Regions from separate parts of the Homo sapiens genome. Here all the other regions are linked to region 2. A link is a contact called in ENCODE Hi-C or POLR2A ChIA-PET data. All regions are on one chromosome and are shown on one strand. Each heading gives the region's core, a stretch centred on a gene start or an enhancer-like site at or near the end of the contact. The rest is flanking DNA. Distances are from core to core; before and after follow the strand shown. Region 1 holds the start of TXNDC15 (thioredoxin domain containing 15). Region 2 holds the start of HSPA4 (heat shock protein family A (Hsp70) member 4). Region 3 holds the start of SKP1 (S-phase kinase associated protein 1). Region 4 holds the start of JADE2 (jade family PHD finger 2). Region 5 holds the start of TCF7 (transcription factor 7). Region 6 holds the start of RAPGEF6 (Rap guanine nucleotide exchange factor 6).

Region 1 (3,266 bases), core at 416-2,915, 1.8 Mb after region 2:
ATAATAAAAAGGAAGGAGTAGTAACCACAGGGCATCCATGTTGGAGTATCCAGATCAGCTTCCTTTTCATTAGTCATAAATCCTTTTGGTGCTCTGTCCTGTTGGCTTTTCATGCACCTTCAAATCATGTATGGGGGTATGAGAAAGATAGTTTAAAAAGGAAAGGTTTGTTGTTCCACTGTTAGGGGTGAGGGAGGTACTTAGCGAAATGATGACTAGTAATAAGCTCTAGAACTGTGGGCTCTTTTATCCATGTCCATTGTTTCATATTCTTCTGGACCCACAAGATGGCACTTGAGGATCTACAACAGCAAAACCATACCAACGTATTTAGAATAAAAGAATCATCCACAGGGACAGATTAATGATGCATCTTTCTGGCCTAACAGTGTCTTTTTGATGGGCATAGAGATAAGGGGACTATGGCCACACCATCAGAATTGTATTATTCAATTAATAATGCCTACCACTTTGAAATGCTTCCTGTGCCCCAGGACACTGTGCTCATCACTTTACATCTCATTTCATCTATAAGACTCTATATAACGTCATTTCCACTTTACAGCTGAAGAAACTTAACTTTAAGTTACATAACCTGCTGACTGTGAACTATCACATGTGCTGAAGTTGGGATTCACCAAGCGGCCAAAAAGCACAGGTTCCCCTTACCATTGCTATGTTAACCAATAGACTGATGTATTTTAAATCAGTTTCTATTTTTTCAACCTCATAAGTTTGAAAAGCTGCACTCTGCACTGATTTAGCACTGACTGGTGGCTGCTTAAAGCTTGCCTTATTCCATTTTAGCAGGCCCCCCGGCAAAATACCCCAATTAGTGGTGTCATCCTCTCTATTCCAAGAATTTTCTCTTAAGACTCCCGCTCTGTGCGTTTGCTTGGGAATGCAGAGCCCTGTTCCTCATCTCCCCATCTATGCTTTCTTCATTCTAAGCCCTTTCCTATCTACTTTATGCTCGAGGTGGCTCCACCTCCACCATGAGCCAGAGCCAATGATGCTCACGGCCCCAACCATGATTAAAAAGAGATTGCCCTGCAAGGTAAATCAGTTAAAACCAACCTCTCCTGCCCTGAGTGGATAGGTAGGGTTAGGGTTGCCAGATGTCACGAAGTTACAGGATGCTCAGTTTTAAGGTATATCCCTTATACTATAAGGGTTATAGTAAAAAATATTCATTATGTGAAATTCAAATATAACTGGGTATCAGGTATTCTATGTGGCAACCCTAGGTAGGGGAGCACAGGTTAGGCAAGCGATTAGAAGATTTGCAGCCTCCAAAGTTTCTGCACCTCGATGGGACACTAGAACAGGAAGGCTCCTGGGCCTTTCTGGCTCTGGGAATGAAGCGTGGAAAACCCTCCTTAGGCGGGCGCAGTGCTTCAAGTAGCCAAGCTCTGACTTCCGAGGGAAGAAAGGAGGCCATGGGCCTCTGCCAGAGCCATGCTCTGCACTCTGGGGTCAGCAGAGTTCAAAACGACCTGCAACGTCTGGCGCTTAGCTCCTAAAGAGGTCTCCAGTCCAGCGCCGACGGCCAGCGGCTAGAGGCCGTCCGCCCGACTCCAAGATGGCGCCCGCCACAGCTGCCAGGTGTTAAGATGGCGGCGCGGGGCCGCGCCCGCGCTCCCAGGCTCTCCTCCCCCAGCCTTCCTCCGGCTGGCAGCACGACTCGCGTAGCCGTGCGCCGATTGCCTCTCGGCCTGGGCAATGGTCCCGGCTGCCGGTCGACGACCGCCCCGCGTCATGCGGCTCCTCGGCTGGTGGCAAGTATTGCTGTGGGTGCTGGGACTTCCCGTCCGCGGCGTGGAGGGTGAGTGTGGGCCGGGGGCGGTGCATGAGATGATGGGGCGAGCTGAGGTCCACCCGGGCGACGCTCTGGACCTGCGCGAAGGCCGGCGGTGCGCGACTCGCCCCTTCTTGGCGTCTCCCCGGGCGCGTCTCCCCGACTTCTCTCCCCGCGCACCGCCCGCTGGTGGCCCGCGAAAGGGGGCCGGTGGGCTGAGGGCCGGTGGACGGGAGCCCGGGGGTGGTTGGGCCGCGTTCAGGCCGCCCTCAGCCCGTGGCTGGTAGCCAGGAGGGACAGTGCGGTAAGCGCTGCTGAGGCATACCCTCTGGTGATAAGCAATTTATTATTAATAACATTATATCAAATACCGACATTGTTGTGGCCGTATTAGGAGCCAGGAACTGTGCATCGTGCTTTATTTACATCATTATCCCATTTAATGCTCCCACAAACCCTGTCAGATCGGTTCCGTTTAGTGTCTCCATTTCACAGATGAAGATGCTCAGGCCCCGCCTAAGTTTGCGCTTCTGATACGTGGCAGAAGCCTGTCTCTCTGACGCCAAAGCCCAGTCTGGAGTCCACGCTGCTGGACCACTGTCTTAAGGAGGCCAGTCTTGCTCAGCTCCCTGCATGAAAAACAGACGAGAAACACGGGAGACTCCCGGTAACCCCCAACTTGCCGGTAGGGAAGGCAGCCACTCTAGAGGCATGGCGAGGGTGGAGAGTGGAGGCCTTACTTTCATGCTCCTTCACCCCACTCCTCATAGTCCTGTTAAAGTCCAGACCCTCGGTCTCGCTTGTCATTTAGACCTTAACAGGAATAGGCAGGTCTTTCTTTTCCCTGGGGTGTCCTGGATGGAGGCAGGACAGCAGAGAGTTGTGGAGAAGGGTGAGTCATAGTAACACAATTACCATGAATGAAAGCGCTCACTGTGTACCAGATGCTGTGCTCAGTGCTTTACGAGCATCATCTTTTGGAATCTTTACTGTTTTGTTTTTGTTTTTTTAAGGGATGAGGGCTTGCTCTGTTGCCCAGGCGGGAGTGCAGTGGCCCATCATGGCTCCCTGCAGCCTTGAACTCCTGGGCTTAAGTGATCCTCCCACCTGTTTCCCAAAGTGCTGGGATTACAGATGTGAGCCACTGCTCCCGGTTTATGTAATTTTTATTTTTATTTTTTTTTGAGATGGAGTCTCGCTCTGTTGCCCAGGCTGGAGTGCAGTGGCGCGATCTTGGCTCACTGCAACCTCTGACTCCCGGGTTCAAGCGATTCTCGTGCCTCAGCCTCCTGAGTAGCTGGGATTACAGGTGCCTGCCACCACACTGGGCTAATTTTTGTATTTTTAGTAGAGATGATGGTCCACCATGTTGGCCACGCTGGTCTGGAACTCCTGACCTCAGGTGATCCACCCACCTCGGCCTCCCAGAGTGCTGGGATTACAGGCTTGAGCCACCGTGCCTGGCCTT
Region 2 (3,254 bases), core at 578-3,077:
TTTTGAATATAAAATTAAAAATTAAAAAAAATTAATTTTGATTTGTTTGGCTTTCCACTTAGCGTATTTTCAAGGTTCATTCATGCTGTAGCATTTATCAGACTTTCATTCCTTTGTCTTTTCAAAGCTGTATAATGTACTGTTACGCGTATACACTAAATTTAGAAAACTCATTCATCTGTCAATGGACATGTGGATTGTTTCCTCCTTTTAGCTACCGTGAATAAACTACTATGAACATGGGTATACAATGTACAAATATGTCCCTGCTCTCGTTTTTCCAAAGGCTGTTCCTGGCTGCCTCTACTCTTTTTATTCCCAGTACCCTTTTACAGGTAGCACCTGGTACTTGTCTTTGAAGAATTAACAGGTTTTAGTTAGGCAAAATGTGAGAACAGTGTGGCCATTTGCAAGTTTTAATGGTAATCAACCCGGGTTTGGGGTTGCTCCTATAGAGTGAAGTACCTCCGGAGGTGGCAGGAAATGCAGGTATTTAAAGGGAAGGGCATACCAGGGCAATGTAATTTCTTCTTTGCTCATTCACTTTTAAAATGGCTGAAGGGCAGGTACTCTAGCCTTGAGACCTTCAACTCATGATGTACCCTCCAGCAACGGAGAATTTCTTTTTAGTCCTTAAACTATGGTCTCTATTGCTAGTTTTCCAAACTTGAACACAGCCTTTTCCTTTTCTGGGAAGTTGTCCTAGTCTCCACCATTCTGTGCATATAGCACTCGCCATTCTGTACTGGGGTCACCTTTACTTGTTTAGCCACCCTCATGATGGGGATGATCCAGGTTTTGCAGAGGTGAAACTTATATACCATTGGGGGGCCCTACAAATACACAAAACAAATAATTAAAACGACAAATCACAACACATTACTAGAGACTTGGAGATTCAGATTCTCCTTAGATCTCTCTGGGTAATTTATTAGAAATGCTTACATAGATTTGCTTCCTAATCTCAAGCTGGCTTCCCCTCTCCACAACTCAGCAACTATCTATTCTCCCAGGAGGCCATACAAGCGAGGGGCCCTGAAGCTTAACATTTATTAACTTCATGTAAAGGTCTGAGCGGACCTTTCAGGCCAGGCAGCGTGTCACTTGCCTGTGTTCCTTGTTAGGGCCTACCACCGGGTAGGTGCTTGGAATGTGCTGTGGATTAAAGGCTTAAATCCTGCGGGCCCCTCAATCTGATCTAAGGACATGAGTGGCTTAGAGAACGGCGCAACAAGGCTAAGCGAAAGAAAACAAAGCGGTGTGGCTGGGAGTGGGCTCCTTCCCTCCGCTGGTGAGGGTGCGATCTTAGACTCTTGAGAGAACCCGACATAAAGGCCGCGTTCCAATGGCGGCCTTCTCCCCTACCGGCCAACCTGCCCCGAAAAGAGCAGAAGGCACCCTGCGGGATCTGCAGATCAGCTTGCGTCTCATTCTGGGGCACCGACACGGTGGAATGCAAGACACCCCACTACCGGAAGTTTCTTTGATGTTAAGAAAAACGGCGGAAGTAGGCCGCAGCGCTTCCTCAGTATAGTGCCTCGAGCTGGCTCGCCTACTTTCTACGGTAAAGGGAGGTGCTCCACATCTCTATGCAGCTGTGCAGCGCCGCAGGTTCCATGCGCAGGCTCGGTTGGCTAAATGCGCTTTCCAGCCATCTTTCAGCCACCCAGTCCTTTCCCAGGTTCTCGAGCCAGGACGTGACGTATTCAGACGTACTGGGGGCGGGGCCTCAAGGGGAAAAGCGCCTGAGCCGGGATATCGCGAGAACATCCCGTTCTTTCGTAGCTCTGGTGCTGCGGCTCCGCTCTCGTCGCAACGAGATCTTTCGAGATCTTCTCCGCCCCCGCTACCGGCGCCTCCTCTGCGGCCACTGAGCCGGAGCCGGCCTGAGCAGCGCTCTCGGTTGCAGTACCCACTGGAAGGACTTAGGCGCTCGCGTGGACACCGCAAGCCCCTCAGTAGCCTCGGCCCAAGAGGCCTGCTTTCCACTCGCTAGCCCCGCCGGGGGTCCGTGTCCTGTCTCGGTGGCCGGACCCGGGCCCGAGCCCGAGCAGTAGCCGGCGCCATGTCGGTGGTGGGCATAGACCTGGGCTTCCAGAGCTGCTACGTCGCTGTGGCCCGCGCCGGCGGCATCGAGACTATCGCTAATGAGTATAGCGACCGCTGCACGCCGTAAGTGTGGGCCGGGCCTGCCGCGTGCACTGGGGTTAGGAGATAATGCTTGTTCCAGTCTGGGACCCTCGCTGCTTGGGGAACGCGGGCCGAGGAGTCGCCTCCGTTCCGAGCCGAGGTCCCGGTAGGTCAGGGACCCCCAGTAGGTATTAGGACACTAGGGGCCGCGGCCCACTATGAGCGTGGGTGTGTGCTAAGCGCGAGGGCCTTTTCCCCGGTGGCCCGTCGGCCGAAGAAAGGCTTCTGGCCGGTACTCGGACCAGCGGAGGGCACGGGTAGGAACTGGAAGGACTGCAGGCCTAGGATGTAAACGGATCGCGGTCCTTTTCTTGAGGGCAGAGACCAGGCCCAGGTCGTACTGAGTCTTTTGAGTCCAACAGAAAGCTCAGAACTTTGCACACAGCAGGCGCTTAATAATAGTTGAATCGAACGGGTTCTGGGGCTTGCCAGCCGCGAGACCGTGGAGCGGTCAGCGTCCCACGTGAGTGGGGGCGGGGCAGCGCCCGGAAGAGAGCGAGCTGGAGCAGCCTCAGGCACGGGTTCCGGATGGACTCGGGGTCTTGAGATTGGGTTGGCACGGATAGGAATTTAATAAAATCGGTGCTCTTATGATAACTTTGCAATCGCTTTTGTTTTCCACATTATTTCGGGATATTGTGCTATATTGGGTCACTCTCTGTTTTGTGCGCGTTAACCCCTCAATAGGGTTGCACTTTAACGATAATGCATTCTAACCAGTGTGTTGGCCACAATTGTTAGTGGCTCAAGGGCCCGCCTTGACTTCTAGAACCCATAGTAAGTTTTGGGACCAGCATAGACACAGTTCTAAAAAATGGTGGGTCACTCAGGTCTTTCACTGGTTACAGTGTCTGCCTTTTGAATACTTGTAGATACATTTTAATCCGTTGTCGTGTTCTTAGACAAAATCTTGTAAGAAGTTCTGTATTATTTGCCATTCAGGGTCTCTCTTCTTTTTTTTTTTTTTTTTTTCTTTTTTGAGACAGACAGGGTCTCACTCTGGCTGCCCAGGCTGGAGTGCAGTGGTGCGATCTTGGTTCACTGCAGCCTCGACCTCCCTGGCT
Region 3 (3,337 bases), core at 737-3,236, 1.1 Mb after region 2:
TCACATACAACTTTTAAAAGGCCCATGCTTCTCAAGTATTCATAATCCGGTGATGTCACTATTAACTTATGGCACCTCTGAAGTTTTCTAGGTGTGTTGTATTACAAATCGCATATATTTTCCCAAAAGTGTATCATTTGGCATTTAAAACATGCATCACACCCATTTTATGTTCAAAGACTTATGACCCATTACATCGGTTAAAATATTCATTCAGCTTCTCTGAGACAATTGTCGCCAACCCCAAAGCAAACAGGTTGTTAGGCAAAGGAAGCAAAAAAGTAAAGCATGTTTTAAAACCAGCCACTGAAATATCCTACTCTCACTCATCCATAGTTGGAGAGAATCAGATTTCACTTTGCGATTCACAAACATGTCTGCTTCTCCATGTTGCTTAGCGCTTGCCAATAATGCAGTTGTCCCTGCTTAATGGAGAAGGATGCAGAGTAGAGGACCCTTCCTGTGACAAGACCACAACAAAAGGTATCTCCAAAAGAAAATATTTTAACCTGAGCCCAATTTTTAATTATAAAACATTTAAACATGTAATTTTTATATTAGATAGTACTGAAATGAACAGTGCAGAATCACAAATCTAACAATGCAGTTGATTAAAATTACTCTAAAAGCAAGACGACCGTTTCATATTTCTTTCAAATAACTCAAGATAAGTGCTTAGTCATAGTCAAGTTTGTGGATTGGGTTACTCTTAAGGGAGTTGAGACCTTACTAAATAGCAGCTGGTCAATCGGTTAATCTGTAATTCGATGCACTTGGTAATACTAAACTCAAAGATAAGTTTTAGTGTTACAGTAGAATAAAGTGCAAAATTTTTAAGTAATAATGGATGAAATATTTATTTGAAATGCTTTCAAAACAATTCCATTCTAAAGAAAGAGGCCTAAAGGCTCCTGCACTTGTAAATAATTCTCCATGGCCAGCATAAAGCGGGTTCTATCACATCATATAGAAAAAAAAACCCCTGCGCTTTAAGTGACCCGAAATTCTGACACTGCTTTTTAGACTGCACAGTGGAGGAGACGGTATTGTTCTATGAAACGGATACATTCTACTGTCACGCTCTAAAGGAAAAATGCATGTCCCTAAAACCCAAACGTGAAGTTTCCATTAAAAGTGAATCAAAGCAGGTAGACGTCCTATTTCTTTAAAAGCCAGATACCTAGAGTTAAGTTATACACAGTTAAGGCTCCTACAAGTCACACCACTCTGACGATGGTATCTGCTCAACGACTCCAAGTCATGGCAAAACAACGCTAAGAAATATTCAGATGGAGCAGGCGGCTATGTGCAGAAAGCCGGCGCCCGCACACGGTTAGCCAGGACCGACCGGTAGCTAGTGACGCCAGACACGGTGGAGAAAGGATGGGAGCCAAGAACCGGGCGGCCTCAGACCACCACCGCAGCTCTCCCTCCCGACCACAACAAAAGCCAGACACCGACACACGCCCACGCTCACGACAGCCAAGGGACCCCCATTCACAACCCCGCCGCCACCCCCGCCCTGGTCCCCGGGACAGCAGGCTTAAGACCAAGAGAGGCCCCCGGCCGCAGCCTGGGCCTTGCAGCCGAGCTCCGCGCCGGCTGACGCTCGGCCGGTGCAGAGAAGGCCCAGCCCGGGGTTCGGCTCACTTATGGAGCGCCGTGAGGACGCCCGGCCAGAGGAGGCCTCGCTGAGTCGGGGGCGGGGCAGGTGAACGGAACCTGGTAGGGTCTCCCGAAGAACAGGGTCGACAACGCGATCCACCGGGCCCGAAAGAAGGCCAGGCCCAGTCACCGCCCGCCGCGGGCAGGCCCAAACCGCAGCGGTGAGGCCAGCCGGCACGCAATCCGGTAGCCACGACCCTTTCCAGTTCAGTGGGCGGCTACTCACGGTGTTCGGTGTTAAGGAGACGGCCGGCGGGAGGCTGACGAGAGCCGGGAGGCGTTAGCGAAGGAAGAGAAAAACCGAAGACGAAGCCACTACAGCGTCGCAGCGCGGCGCGGCGTCTGCTTTATAGGAGAGGGCGCAGGCGCCGAGGACCCCGGGGCGCGCGGCGTCACATCGCGGCTGGGCTGGCCGCCGAGATCGCCTGACGGCAGGCCGAGAACGGCTGGGCGGGCCCAGGCCGGGAGGCGGCAAGGAGCTGCCGGGGGCGGCTGGCCGGGGGATCGGGGGGCCGGAAGAGTTTTCGCCTCTCCCCAGCTCTGAAAGCGCCGCGCTGTCTCGTCAACTGGGTGCCGGACCCCGACTGGCCTAGAAAGGTCTTTCAGGCAGCGGTGCCCTAAGCCGAGTGAAAGACCCCAGTTAAAAAGCCTGGAAAAAACAAAACCGGGCGAGTGTGTGCGTCTCTGTGTGTGTTCCTGGGAACAACAGAACGGGGCGTGTGTGTGTGTGTTCACTCCTGGGGGGGGCTGCGTGTGTGTGTACGCGCGTGTGTTCATTCCTGAGGTGTATGTGCGCGCGCGGGTGTGTGTGTTCATTCCTGGGGTGGGGTGGGGTGGGGGTGGGGCGCTTGTGTGTGTGTGTTTTACTACTGAACTGATACAGCTTGTCCAGCTTCCATTCTCCACGGTAACCCTCCGAGGTGAAATAGTGTTAGCCTTTTCGCCTCTGCAGTGAGGGAACAGGTTCGGAACGGTTAAGTGGCAGAGCTAGGATTTGAACCTTACTCCACAATTAGGTGCTGTTAGCCCTTATTTCCTACTATTGACTTCTAAAGAGGCTTCCATGCCAAACATAGCCATCGTTATAGGGAAACCCCAAGTCTAGAGAGATGGCTCCATCTAGCAGTAGGTACCTACTCCTTCACTAAACATGCTTTGAGCCCGACGTGCGAGGCGTGGTGCTGGGGATTCCGCCGTGAACCAGGCAGCCAGGGCCCGGCCTGGACGTAACTCTTCTCTAGGGTGCTCCCAGGAAGGCTTTGATGAGGTCGATGGAATGAAGCCAGCTGTAAAGGAAAGGGAGTAGTCTGAAAGCCCCACCCTGTTCTGCTCGGGAACATTACTCTCCCCATCCTAGGAGACTGGGCGCCGGGCTCGCCTAGCCAACAGGCACGTGATGATATCCCTGACACCAGGAAGACAAAAGATACTTCCACACAGGGCCCCCTGAAGAAACCAGAGATGTACAGTGCCTCTGGGATGGGACTGGGCAGGAAGGCCAAGCAGCTCCTTGAGTTACCAGGTCTTTGTCTACAAGCCTATCCAGTGTCTGCCAGGTGCCACAGCTGATGACAGAAGATGAAACGCCTGCAGCTCTCAGACATTTTCTTTGCAGCACAGCCCTGCCCTCAGCAGCTCTAGCTTCAGGCCTCCTAGGCAGGGCCCACTGGAG
Region 4 (3,187 bases), core at 117-2,616, 1.5 Mb after region 2:
GCTCCGGGAACAGACCCAAGGCCCCGCCACCGCCGGCTAGCAGCCCGACAGCCCGCCCGCCTGGCGAGCGCAGGCTCTTCTTCCAGAAACTGCGAGGATCCGAGCGTACTGTTTGTGCACCACAAGGTCAAGTCGGGAAGTGGAGCCGGAGGAGGAGGGGCGAGGAGGCGAAGGGTGGGGAGAGGGGCGCCCCGCTTCCTCGCCATGTGCCAGCCTTTGGAAGTTACCCCTCGGTTTTTAACCCTTTCGGGGTAATGGGAAGGAAGAGCAAGGAGGAAGGGGTCGCCCCGGGGCAAAATCCTGCTGGGGCCAGGATGTGCAACCACCCACCCACCCGCTCATCACTGCCTTCTCCACCCCCCGGAAATGCGGGGCAGCGCTAGGCGCCAGGAGGCACCCGGGAGGGGGGAGGGGGCGACGAGCCCAATGGGGACCCTCTCTACGGACCGCCCCTCTTTTCTTGAGGTCGCCTACAATTTCAAGTTCCCCCGCCCGGAATGTTAGTTTTCCATTTGGAGTGGGTGCGGGGAGGAGGGCCGCGCCCCCTCCCCAAGACTCGCGTTCGCCCCTCCACTCCCCTCCTGCCAGCACTTTCTGCTCACTTCTGGTGCTGCAAAACGCCACGCAATTTATTCGATTCGCATTTTAAAACCAGCGATTCAGAAGCAGGGCCTAGGGCGAGGGTCTTCCAGCGCTGGAGCCCCGGGGGGCGGGGTGCTCAGTGCAAACCTCGTTCCCTCCGCGAGTGTCGCCTCCAGGCTGTTATTTGCAAAGAAACGTCTTTTTGACGCAGGGAGAAATGGCAAATTTTAAGTACGTCATTAATATGGCGCCAAAAGATTTTTTTAAGTATAAGCTCGCTTTTTTTTTTTTTTAAGGTTGCGGGGGGCGCCGCCCGGGTCTGGGGCGCGTAGGGGGCGGGGTGTGAGCAGAAAGTGTGAGTGAAAGAGTGGAGGGGCGGGGTATGTGTGTGAGTGTGTGAAGTGTGAGCAGACCTGATGGGACTTGCACGGGCGCAGCCGCCGCTCGGGCCCGGCCCTGGGGACAGGGCGGGCTAGGGGCGCCCCAGAGTCCATGGGGAGTCCGGGCCCAGGGTGCCAGCAGGCGTGGTGGTGGGGCTGCGAGGGAGGGCACCCTTCCCCCACGGGGCCCGCAACGCTACCTGGACTCCCCGCCGGAGCCAAACAACTGGGCGGGGGGTTGGGGGGGCGGCGACGGGGGTGTCGGGAGCGGAGATCCGAGTGAATAAGAAAAAAGTGGCTACTCCCCCTCCCTCGCTCCTCCTGCCCGCCCCCACCCCACCCCCACCCCAACACATTTTTTTTTTCTAAAGAGATCACAAGGAAGTCTTGGTTTAAAAAGAAACAGAAACATACACAGGGGGTTGGTGAATGGTGCCGACCGCGGCCATCGCAGTTGGAGGCTATTTTTTGGGGGGGGTGAGTAGCGTCCATGGAGTTACTTTGCGCCCACTCCTAGCGGCACCGGCTTAGGTCCTGCGGGCCGACCGTCCCCGGCGGGGGGCGTGGGGCCTGGGACGCCGCGGGCCCGGCCGCCTCCCTCGCCGCGACCCCGGATGGATGCGCGCCCCCCGCCCTCCCGCGCCGGCCCCAGGAGCTCCCGGCTTCGGGAGCATCCTTCCCGCGCCGGTCCCTGCAGCGGCGCGTAGCCGAGGGCAGCGCCCGTCAGGGGGGCACCGCGGAGCAAGGTAAGATCCAGCCCCCGGCGGATGGGCCCTGCGCATCTCCACGACGTTATTTGGCGTTTTTGCAACAGATCTGCCAGCGCTCTTCGCTCCCTCGCTCTCTCTTGCTCGCTCGCTCCCTCTCTCTCCTGCTGGCTGCCTGTTCTAGGAAGCCAGCGCGGAGAGGGGGGGGATGCACAGCACAGGGGAGAGAGATTGCGCATGTTGGTCAGTCGTGTTTTAAAGAGTACAGTGCGGGGAGGCTGAGAGGGGCGCATGCAACAACAACTTTTGGAAGGGTGAGCTTGGCGACCTTCTTTATTAATGACTGCGGCAAAGCGCCCCCGGGCCGGCGAGGGGGCGCGGGCGGGCGGGGGCGCGCCAGGGCTGCAACTTCCCCGCGGGCTCCGGCCGGGCGTAGGGGCTGCGGCGGGAGATGGGTACGGTGGGGAGGTCGAGCGGCCCGGGCGGGGGCTCCGAGAACCTGGAGCTATCTGCCCTCCTGTCTCCCCGAGTTTCATTTTGTTGATACGCAGCACGTCCGGGCGCCGAACCGGGCTGAGCCGGTGCACATGACCTCGCGCTGGGCTCACGTGCAGCCGGTCCGGTCCCAGACACCTTCCGGGGGCCACCGCCTCCGCCCTGTCGCCCCCTCTCCCGGCCCGGTGCACGCGGGCGCTGCACGCGGGGGCAGCATGCTCGGCTCCTGGGGTTGGAGGCTCTGCACAAATTAGACAGTTTTTTTGGAGGGGCGGGGGACACCCTTTCCAGGTGAGTGTGGAGGGTGCGGAGCCTCGGCGCCAGGGGTGAGGACTGGGGTCGGGGGCAGCCTCCACCTCCGGGGCCGCGCGGTAGTCCAGCTGGGGAGAGGCGCTGGGAGAGTGGAAATGTACCGGCGGCGGCCGGAGCGGCGGGTGCGCGCCCGCGGGGCGACGGCAGGGGGCGTGGCCCTTGTTTACCTTCTCCCAACTCTGCCGGTTCGCGTCCCGCTTCAGGGACGGATCCGCAGTCCCCAGCCCTCTGCCTAGGGCCCTGCACCATGGGTGGTACCAGGAAGATGCCGGCTTGTGGCGGACCCCGTTTGGGACGCACACACCTGACTCTCAAATGAGTGACATTGCAGCCCCCGCCCCCACCTAGCGCTGCTGCAGTCCCTTTGCCGGATCCCCGGCCCCGCCCCGCCCCCGGCAGTGGCATCTTCCCGGCCTCACCTCCTTCCTCCCTCTCCCTCCCTTCTTCCCACCCACTCGCCTGCGCCTGCGGAGCGGCGCCCGCCCGCCTCCTCCCCGCCTGGGTGCAGACTTGTGGCTCCCCATGGTTTCTTCCCGCCCATCCCTGGGTCCTGAGACATCCTCTCCTCTCGGCCAAGGGACGAGAGGGGTCAACTTGGCGATTCGCAGCTGTTCTGCCAGAGGATGGGGTTGCCTGCGAGACAGCCAGGAAGGCTTCACTCTAGCTTCCAGAGGCCCAGCCCTGTCCCCTACTACACACAGCTACCACCCC
Region 5 (3,314 bases), core at 729-3,228, 1.1 Mb after region 2:
GGATGTTTTCACACCAATAAAGCAGTAAGGGCATAATCCTTGATTAAAGGCTAATACGAAGCTGGAAAGTTTTAACCTTATTGAGAAAACAAAACAAAACAAAAAGAACCTCACTGTTGTTGTGACTTTTCTCCTTTCTCCAAGGACTGGAGAACACTTCAGCCTCCACTGATCTGTGTCGGTGGAACTCATGGGTCTGGGGACAGCTATTCTGGAGGACGTTCCTGCTGAACCAGGGTTCCCTACAAACACATGAGGACCCCTAAAGCCATTGGGTTGGGCAGATCCGGATTCCCTTTCAGCTGTCCCAGAGGAGGCTCACCCTATGCCAGACCCTACCTATAACCTCAGGAGTTGAGGTGGCGGAGGCTCTGAACTCCCGTCCCTGTACCTCTCCCCTCCGGGCAGGGCCGAGCCCCCCCTTCCCCGCCAATCCGGAGCAGATGAGGCGAGACTAAGCGGCAAGCCCACCCTGGGAAGAGGCTGGGGAGACCTAATGGGCAGGGTCCCCCTCATCTCCATCACCAAGCTGAGCACTCGTGCCCATGCCACCCCCCAGCCCCAGCCTGGGGAAAGGAGGAAAAGTGGGCACCCTAGCCCGGAGGTGGCGGGGGAGGGGGGTGTGGGGGCTGGTGTCCGAGACACCCGGCTGGGCGGGCACAGATAGGATCTGAACACAGGGAAGCATGGCCTAGCTCTTTGATCCACAGCCAGCCACGCTGGGCCTGGACCCGGAGGGAGGCACGGCTGTCTTCCGGCCCGGCTTTGCACCGCTGCCAGGGGTCCTGTGGGGCCCTCAGAGGGAGAGGCGTCCAATACCCGGCCCTCCCCCAAATACCCTCTATCCCAACTGCTCTCAGAAGAGGCGTGAGCGTCTACAGTGAACCCAGCACAGAAACCTGCTAGGGGAGCTGCTGTTGACTGCATCGCGATCCAAAGGACCGGCGTCTTTTGTAGATGCAGGGGCTGAGCCAGGCCAAGCGCGCCGTGGAGGCCCGCGTGGACGCAGACCCGGGTGCCATACAGATGCGCTGGAATCCAGGCACTTTCCCGCGCTCCGCAAATCTAGATGTTTCAGCCTGGATCGAGCGAGGGTTAGAGGGTTAGTCAGGCCAGGGTCAACTTCAGAGTCATGGGCTCCCTAAATGCGACTTCTAGGGTTGAGTTGCTGTGGACGAGCGACCCATGTCGGAATCCCGCGCCCACGTGGCTGCCCAAAGTTCCGAGTCTCCGGGCTGCAGGTTCTAGTCACGGAACCGAGTTGGGAGAGTCATAGGGGCTGGGACTTGGAGGATCGGCTGAGGTCCGGTGCTCTTGGCTGTGTTCGCGGCTCGGAGCCGTCGCCTGACTGAGGGGCCCGTCACAGATGTGTGATGTATAAGCTCTGCACGCAACAGGAGCTCAATAAATGTGCGAAGGGGGGTATACTTATGTTCGCACTGTATGCAGGCGGCCTAGAAGGAAGTCCCTGATTGGCACAGGGATGGAGGATGGGGCAAGAGCCGCAACAGCGCCGCGGAGTTCCAACGCTGCCGGTTCCCTGGGGTACGAGCACAGCCTCAAGCAGCCTCAAGCCCTAGGAAGCCCCCAGTTCAAAGCACAGGGCGCATTGGAGCCTGGGCACGATACAGTTCACACCACGGCTGCGATGGTAAGCCACGCCCAAGTCCCAAGGGCCTAGGGGACCCCCGCCCTCCACAGCCGGAGGAGAAACCTGGGCGCAGAAAGCAGGGGGAATATCTGGTTGTAGGTGAGTAAGCGGGGTCAGGAGTTCCCGTTAGAGTCTCTGCGTTTCGGGAGAAGGGTGATCATTCCCAGGCTTGTCCGACGTCTCTCTCAGGGTGCGCTCCGGAAGAGCGAGCCCTTTAAGGCTATGCCGAGTGGGCGCGTCCCGGCCTCTCCCGGGAGAGGAGAGGCGGGGCGGACCTGTGTCCCGCCCCCGGCCCGGCCCGCCCCCAGTGCCCGCCCCGCCCCCGGCACTCGGCCGGCGGCGCCTTTGATGTTCCGACCCGCCAGCTCGCGGAGCCGCTCTGCCCCGCGCCCTAGCCCGCGCCTGCAGCCCGCCCAGGCGGAGTCAGCCCGCGCTCCGCCCGCCGCGATCCGAGCTCGGAGGTTCGGACTCCGGGCTCGCCGCCCCCCGGGCCGGCTCCGCGCCCCGCACTCCCGGCGCCCAGCGCCCCGCGCCCCGGCGGGCGGAGCGCACCATGCCGCAGCTGGACTCCGGCGGGGGCGGCGCGGGCGGCGGCGACGACCTCGGCGCGCCGGACGAGCTGCTGGCCTTCCAGGATGAAGGCGAGGAGCAGGACGACAAGAGCCGCGACAGCGCCGCCGGTCCCGAGCGCGACCTGGCCGAGCTCAAGTCGTCGCTCGTGAACGAGTCCGAGGGCGCGGCCGGCGGCGCAGGGATCCCGGGGGTCCCGGGGGCCGGCGCCGGGGCCCGCGGCGAGGCCGAGGTGAGCCCCCGCCGGCGCCGGCTCCTCCCCCGCGGTCGCCGCGCCGCGCCGCCCCAGTTGCGCGCGGCCCTCGGGGTCTCCAGCGCGCAGAGCGTCCCTGCCCCGGCGTCGGCCCCGACCCCCGCGGTCCCACCGCCCCTCACTCCCCTCCGGTTCTCCCTCCAGGCTCTCGGGCGGGAACACGCTGCGCAGAGACTCTTCCCGGACAAACTTCCAGAGCCCCTGGAGGACGGTGAGTTTCTGCCCGGCCCGGCTTCCCTTCGTCGCGCTCAGGCCCTGGCCTCGGTGGGACGGGGACGCCAAGGACCGCGGGGAGCCGGGTGCCTCCCCCACCGCAGCTCAGGAGGCGGCAGAACCCAGGGGTGGAGAGTGGGGGGCGGGCTTCCCGGGCGCCGCCGGGTCGAGTCACTTCCGGTGCCCTGACCTTTATAGGAGTAAACAGACCCCCGCCATCCCCGCCTCCCCTCCTGCCCAGGTGACTGACTAATCCGCCGCCTTCAGGAGACAGAATTGGCCAAGGTTTCTTGGTTGGAGGGCGGGGGGTGGGAGGTCAAGTAGGGGCCACCTCGGGGAGGCCTGCCCTCCAGGTCCTTCCCCTAAAACTTGGCACTGCCGATACTCCCAGCCCGTTCCTTCCCAAGTCAGGAACTTGCAGGGGACCCCTTGGCAATTCTTTTTCTCTCAAGAGCAGACAGCCTTCAGTCCCAGCCGCTGCCAGGGCTGGTGTGTCTGACCCAGCTGTGGTTTTTCCAGGCCTGAAGGCCCCGGAGTGCACCAGCGGCATGTACAAAGAGACCGTCTACTCCGCCTTCAATCTGCTCATGCATTACCCACCCCCCTCGGGAGCAGGGCAGCACCCCC
Region 6 (3,046 bases), core at 160-2,659, 1.4 Mb before region 2:
GCTGTAAGATAATTCGCCTACTGAAATTCATAAATCAGCTCACATTGACTTCAAGAATCATCATAAGGAAACAAACACTCATCGAATTATAAATGTATATCTCAAAAAGAGAACTCTGGAAAGTGGTAGAATTTGTGTTGTTCCTATGCAAACATCAGGATCTTCAATAACATAATTTGACCTATCATGGCTTCCGTTGTGACCTGAATAATTGTCACGACCCAAAAGGTCAGCCCAACGTTACTGAGACTCAGTATGCAAAACACTACATATCTGAAAAACTCCAAAGTGAAGAATTAACCAAAGCATTTCATTTCATTTACTGCAACTTTAAACAAAACAATCCAATAATCCACTCACACTGTTTAGTGTTTTGTTTAGAAAATATGTCCCACTTGTTATAGAAACCTCCAAATCAAGGAAAACCTTCCCCAAAACCTTAGCATTCTACCGGGATAAGCAAAGCTAACAGGTTTTAGTTATATGCCTGAAAACTAGCCTTCATGAAGGTCGAATGAAAAATCTTTTAAGCTGATGCCATAACTGTTAACTCGACACAGCAAATTTTGGATCCAAGTACAAAATACTGTAAAATTTCCCAGTGACAGTCTGAAAAAGTACCTACAGTGGTGTTCTTTAAACATGCATCATCTACTACAGAATTCACCATTTGACTGGATGTAAACTTTTAAACTAACTTTGAAAACTTTATCTTTTTTTTAGGCAACTGTACAATATTTCAGAGACCTTTAAAGAAAAACTATTTCTAAATTACATGGCTGAGATACTTCCCTTACAATTTCCATCTCGTTTTTCATAGTCTACTTAAACGAATGGGCATCTAACTGCGAAACTCATATTACCCAACTCAGAAAATACGACTTAGTAATGGTGCTTTCTTAACGACACTCAGAAGCCCCCGGCAAGGACGGGTACGCGGGTTAAGACCGCATCACAGGCAGGAAGGGCGGTCGGCACCCTGCTGGCGACAAGGGCCTGGGTCAGGGAAGAGACTCAAGCGAACAGATTCCCAGTAGCAGGTGCGAGACTCTGGCAAGAGGGCAGTCGCCGCGGATTTCGGACAGACAGGAGGATGCTGTCTACTGGACTGTGAGACGCACATAAAGGTCAACCAGCCTCACCTCGGGAGTCCGCTCGGGTGGCTTCTTCCTCAACGCCTGCCTAGCGCCAGGGTCCACGGGTGAGTTCATGGCCACGGCCCGGGTACTCCGCAGCCTGCCCTTAGCAGCCCACGCCACAGTTCATTCACACTAGGTAGCGGGTGCGGTACCTTTCCCCCGCCCCAAGGAGGGAACTTCGCGCCGTAACAAGGTCCGAACTCTAGCAAACAACCCTTCGCAACGCCCGCCTAAGGCCTCTACCCACGCGCGACTGGCCGGAGACAAGTCTGCGCGGGGGCGGGGGAGAGTAAGTGCGCATGCGCAGCACGCACGCGCACGCTAAGAAACGCCCAAGGGAGTAACTCCACTGTGACGTTAAAATTGGGGCGGTGCGAGTAAGTCGTTTCCTGCTGTCGTCGTGAGATTTAAAGACACCTCGCGAGACCTCACCTAAATCAGTCACGGGGTCTGCCTTGGCGTTGTGGTTCCGTCTTCTCCATCCGTTGGAGACACCGGAAACGCGCTGAGGACCTGAGCAAAAATAGCATTTTGGGGCAGAACCGTGGGGAGGCGTTCTGACTGGAGAGAACTGTTGTGCCCAAATCCGGAAGCCCAGGGTGTGGCCAAGTCCGGCTTTGCGCTCTCCTCTGCAACTTCTACTGCCGACTTTGAATATGCGGAAGTAGAAGCCGCCATTCGGCAAAGAAGGAATTCCACGCACACCTCATATCTCTTTAAATAAAACGAGATCTCTTGTGAAAGCTGCCGACAGAGAAGTGCTTGATCTATTCGAAACGGACGTCCTGAGACCAGGGCAGAGAAAGCAAACATTCACGGCCAGGATAGGCAGCCGGTGCCGCGGCCAGCTCACGATTACCTTTGAGTCAAAAAACTAGATTTAGACTGCGTTCTTGTAACTAAATGCCCGGGGCAGCCCTCCCTCAGGCAACTGCGTTTAGGGTTGGGACTCGAGTGGCAACTTTTGCAATACTTTTTACATTCTAGTCTGCTTCCCAACAGACCGAATAAAGCCAGTTTTGTTTCACTGCTCCCTTGGTAAGAAAAACAGACCACCCTTAGGAGCAGCCAGAGAGCTGCTGAGGCCGTTTCAACAATAAGCTCACTGACAATTCCAGAATCCATCGTTCTAGGATACTCCTTACCCTTTCTCATAAGTTCATAGGTAACTAACTTTGGCGACACCACCTTTCCACTGAATTTTAAGCTCCTTGATGGCTGTAACTACATCTAGGTACACCTTGGTATTTCTCACAGCAGTTAGCATAGTTCACTAAATAACAAGGTGATTTATGATTATGACATGCTTTCCAATTAATGACTGCTTCACAGTAATTTTAATGACGTAATAAGAGTTAAAATTATATTTGAAAACAATGAGAGTTCAGGCTACAACACCGTTTCTGGGACCGGCAATGACTTAAGGACTGTTTTCTGTTGGTCCTGGGGCTTGCCCAAACTGGGAGTTTACAACATACTATTAGCATTTCTCTTTTTCAGGTATAGATCAAAAACTTTACCAGCGAAGTGTGGCATAGCCATTGTAGAAATAAAGTAATTGTGGAAAAAATCACAGGATGTTGCAGACGATCCGTTTTCCTCATTTTTTGTACAAATATAACCTCTCAAAGATCTGCCCAGGATCACAAACAAAAGTTAACCCTTCCATTCTTCAAGGATCAATTTTCAGAGTCACATCAATATTTTGAAAGAGGGAGAAAGAACTATAAAGCATGATCACCATGAACTTGAACTTTAGGGGCAAACAGACCTAGAATTTGTGTCTCTAATATTAGACCTCTTCTAGTTAAGTGACTTGAAGTTATTTAACATCTCTGAACTTCATTTTCCTTATGTTAAATGGGAATATAGTAAAGGACCTATTGCTTCAGAATTTTCTTAAGATT

Evidence for each region. A loop is a pair of places that touch in the nucleus more often than their neighbours do. ChIA-PET counts read pairs that join two places held with the same protein, here RNA polymerase II (POLR2A). Pooled maps may share reads with other maps.
Region 1: a pooled map shows a loop between it and region 2 (12-fold over the local background). The contact joins the promoter of TXNDC15 here to the promoter of HSPA4 in region 2. A Hi-C loop is called at or near these places in 7 of 50 pooled maps. POLR2A ChIA-PET finds 5 or more read pairs at or near these places in 2 of 52 experiments (CD8-positive, alpha-beta memory T cell and activated CD4-positive, alpha-beta T cell).
Region 3: a loop to region 2 is called in a pooled map, with 19 times the contacts of the local background. The contact joins the promoter of SKP1 here to the promoter of HSPA4 in region 2. A Hi-C loop is called at or near these places in 10 of 50 pooled maps. POLR2A ChIA-PET finds 5 or more read pairs at or near these places in 2 of 52 experiments (MCF 10A and activated B cell).
Region 4: a loop to region 2 is called in a map of CD8-positive, alpha-beta T cell, with 11 times the contacts of the local background. The contact joins the promoter of JADE2 here to the promoter of HSPA4 in region 2. A Hi-C loop is called at or near these places in 2 of 168 maps with a recorded cell type or tissue (CD8-positive, alpha-beta T cell and naive thymus-derived CD4-positive, alpha-beta T cell) and 11 of 50 pooled maps. POLR2A ChIA-PET finds 5 or more read pairs at or near these places in 2 of 52 experiments (CD4-positive, alpha-beta T cell and naive thymus-derived CD8-positive, alpha-beta T cell).
Region 5: a loop to region 2 is called in a pooled map, with 6 times the contacts of the local background. The contact joins the promoter of TCF7 here to the promoter of HSPA4 in region 2. A Hi-C loop is called at or near these places in 6 of 50 pooled maps. POLR2A ChIA-PET finds 5 or more read pairs at or near these places in 2 of 52 experiments (BJ and H1).
Region 6: a loop to region 2 is called in a map of CD8-positive, alpha-beta T cell, with 5 times the contacts of the local background. The contact joins the promoter of RAPGEF6 here to the promoter of HSPA4 in region 2. A Hi-C loop is called at or near these places in 2 of 168 maps with a recorded cell type or tissue (CD8-positive, alpha-beta T cell and naive thymus-derived CD4-positive, alpha-beta T cell), 2 of 37 single-sample maps with no recorded cell type and 14 of 50 pooled maps. POLR2A ChIA-PET finds 5 or more read pairs at or near these places in 1 of 52 experiments (CD4-positive, alpha-beta T cell).

The regions. Positions count from the first base shown.
Region 1 is chr5:134,872,706-134,875,971 of GRCh38, forward strand. It overlaps TXNDC15 (thioredoxin domain containing 15), which reads left to right and starts at 1,666. Exons shown (of 5, transcript NM_024715.4): 1 at 1,666-1,825. The coding sequence starts at 1,723. It overlaps LOC124901071 (a long non-coding RNA gene), which reads right to left and starts at 2,693. Exons shown (of 2, transcript XR_007058943.1): 1 at 2,539-2,693; 2 at 2,126-2,427. RefSeq lists enhancers at 1,342-1,391, 1,412-1,701, 1,633-2,338, 2,232-2,301 and a silencer at 1,942-2,051.
Region 2 is chr5:133,050,186-133,053,439 of GRCh38, forward strand. HSPA4 (heat shock protein family A (Hsp70) member 4) reads left to right here and starts at 1,828. Exons shown (of 19, transcript NM_002154.4): 1 at 1,828-2,172. The coding sequence starts at 2,066. RefSeq lists enhancers at 1,115-2,077, 1,264-1,313, 1,384-1,433, 1,624-1,803, 3,042-3,254.
Region 3 is chr5:134,174,964-134,178,300 of GRCh38, forward strand. It overlaps SKP1 (S-phase kinase associated protein 1), which reads right to left and starts at 1,987. Exons shown (of 6, transcript NM_170679.3): 1 at 1,892-1,987. RefSeq lists enhancers at 1,368-1,647, 1,738-1,987, 2,891-3,337 and a silencer at 2,138-2,217.
Region 4 is chr5:134,524,304-134,527,490 of GRCh38, forward strand. It overlaps JADE2 (jade family PHD finger 2), which reads left to right and starts at 1,367. Exons shown (of 12, transcript NM_001388185.1): 1 at 1,367-1,708. LOC124901070 (a long non-coding RNA gene) reads right to left here and starts at 1,299. Exons shown (of 3, transcript XR_007058942.1): 1 at 1,163-1,299; 2 at 603-780. RefSeq lists silencers at 137-456, 1,037-1,086, 1,107-1,326, 1,457-1,536, 1,567-1,826 and 1 more.
Region 5 is chr5:134,112,703-134,116,016 of GRCh38, forward strand. TCF7 (transcription factor 7) reads left to right here and starts at 1,979. Exons shown (of 10, transcript NM_003202.5): 1 at 1,979-2,453; 2 at 2,619-2,685; 3 at 3,207-3,314. The coding sequence starts at 2,205. It also overlaps a transcript of VDAC1 not described here. RefSeq lists an enhancer at 1,616-1,845 and a silencer at 1,936-2,055.
Region 6 is chr5:131,633,820-131,636,865 of GRCh38, forward strand. RAPGEF6 (Rap guanine nucleotide exchange factor 6) reads right to left here and starts at 1,410. Exons shown (of 28, transcript NM_016340.6): 1 at 1,143-1,410. The coding sequence starts at 1,211. RefSeq lists enhancers at 600-1,182, 1,130-1,219, 1,312-2,511, 1,520-1,769, 1,780-1,979.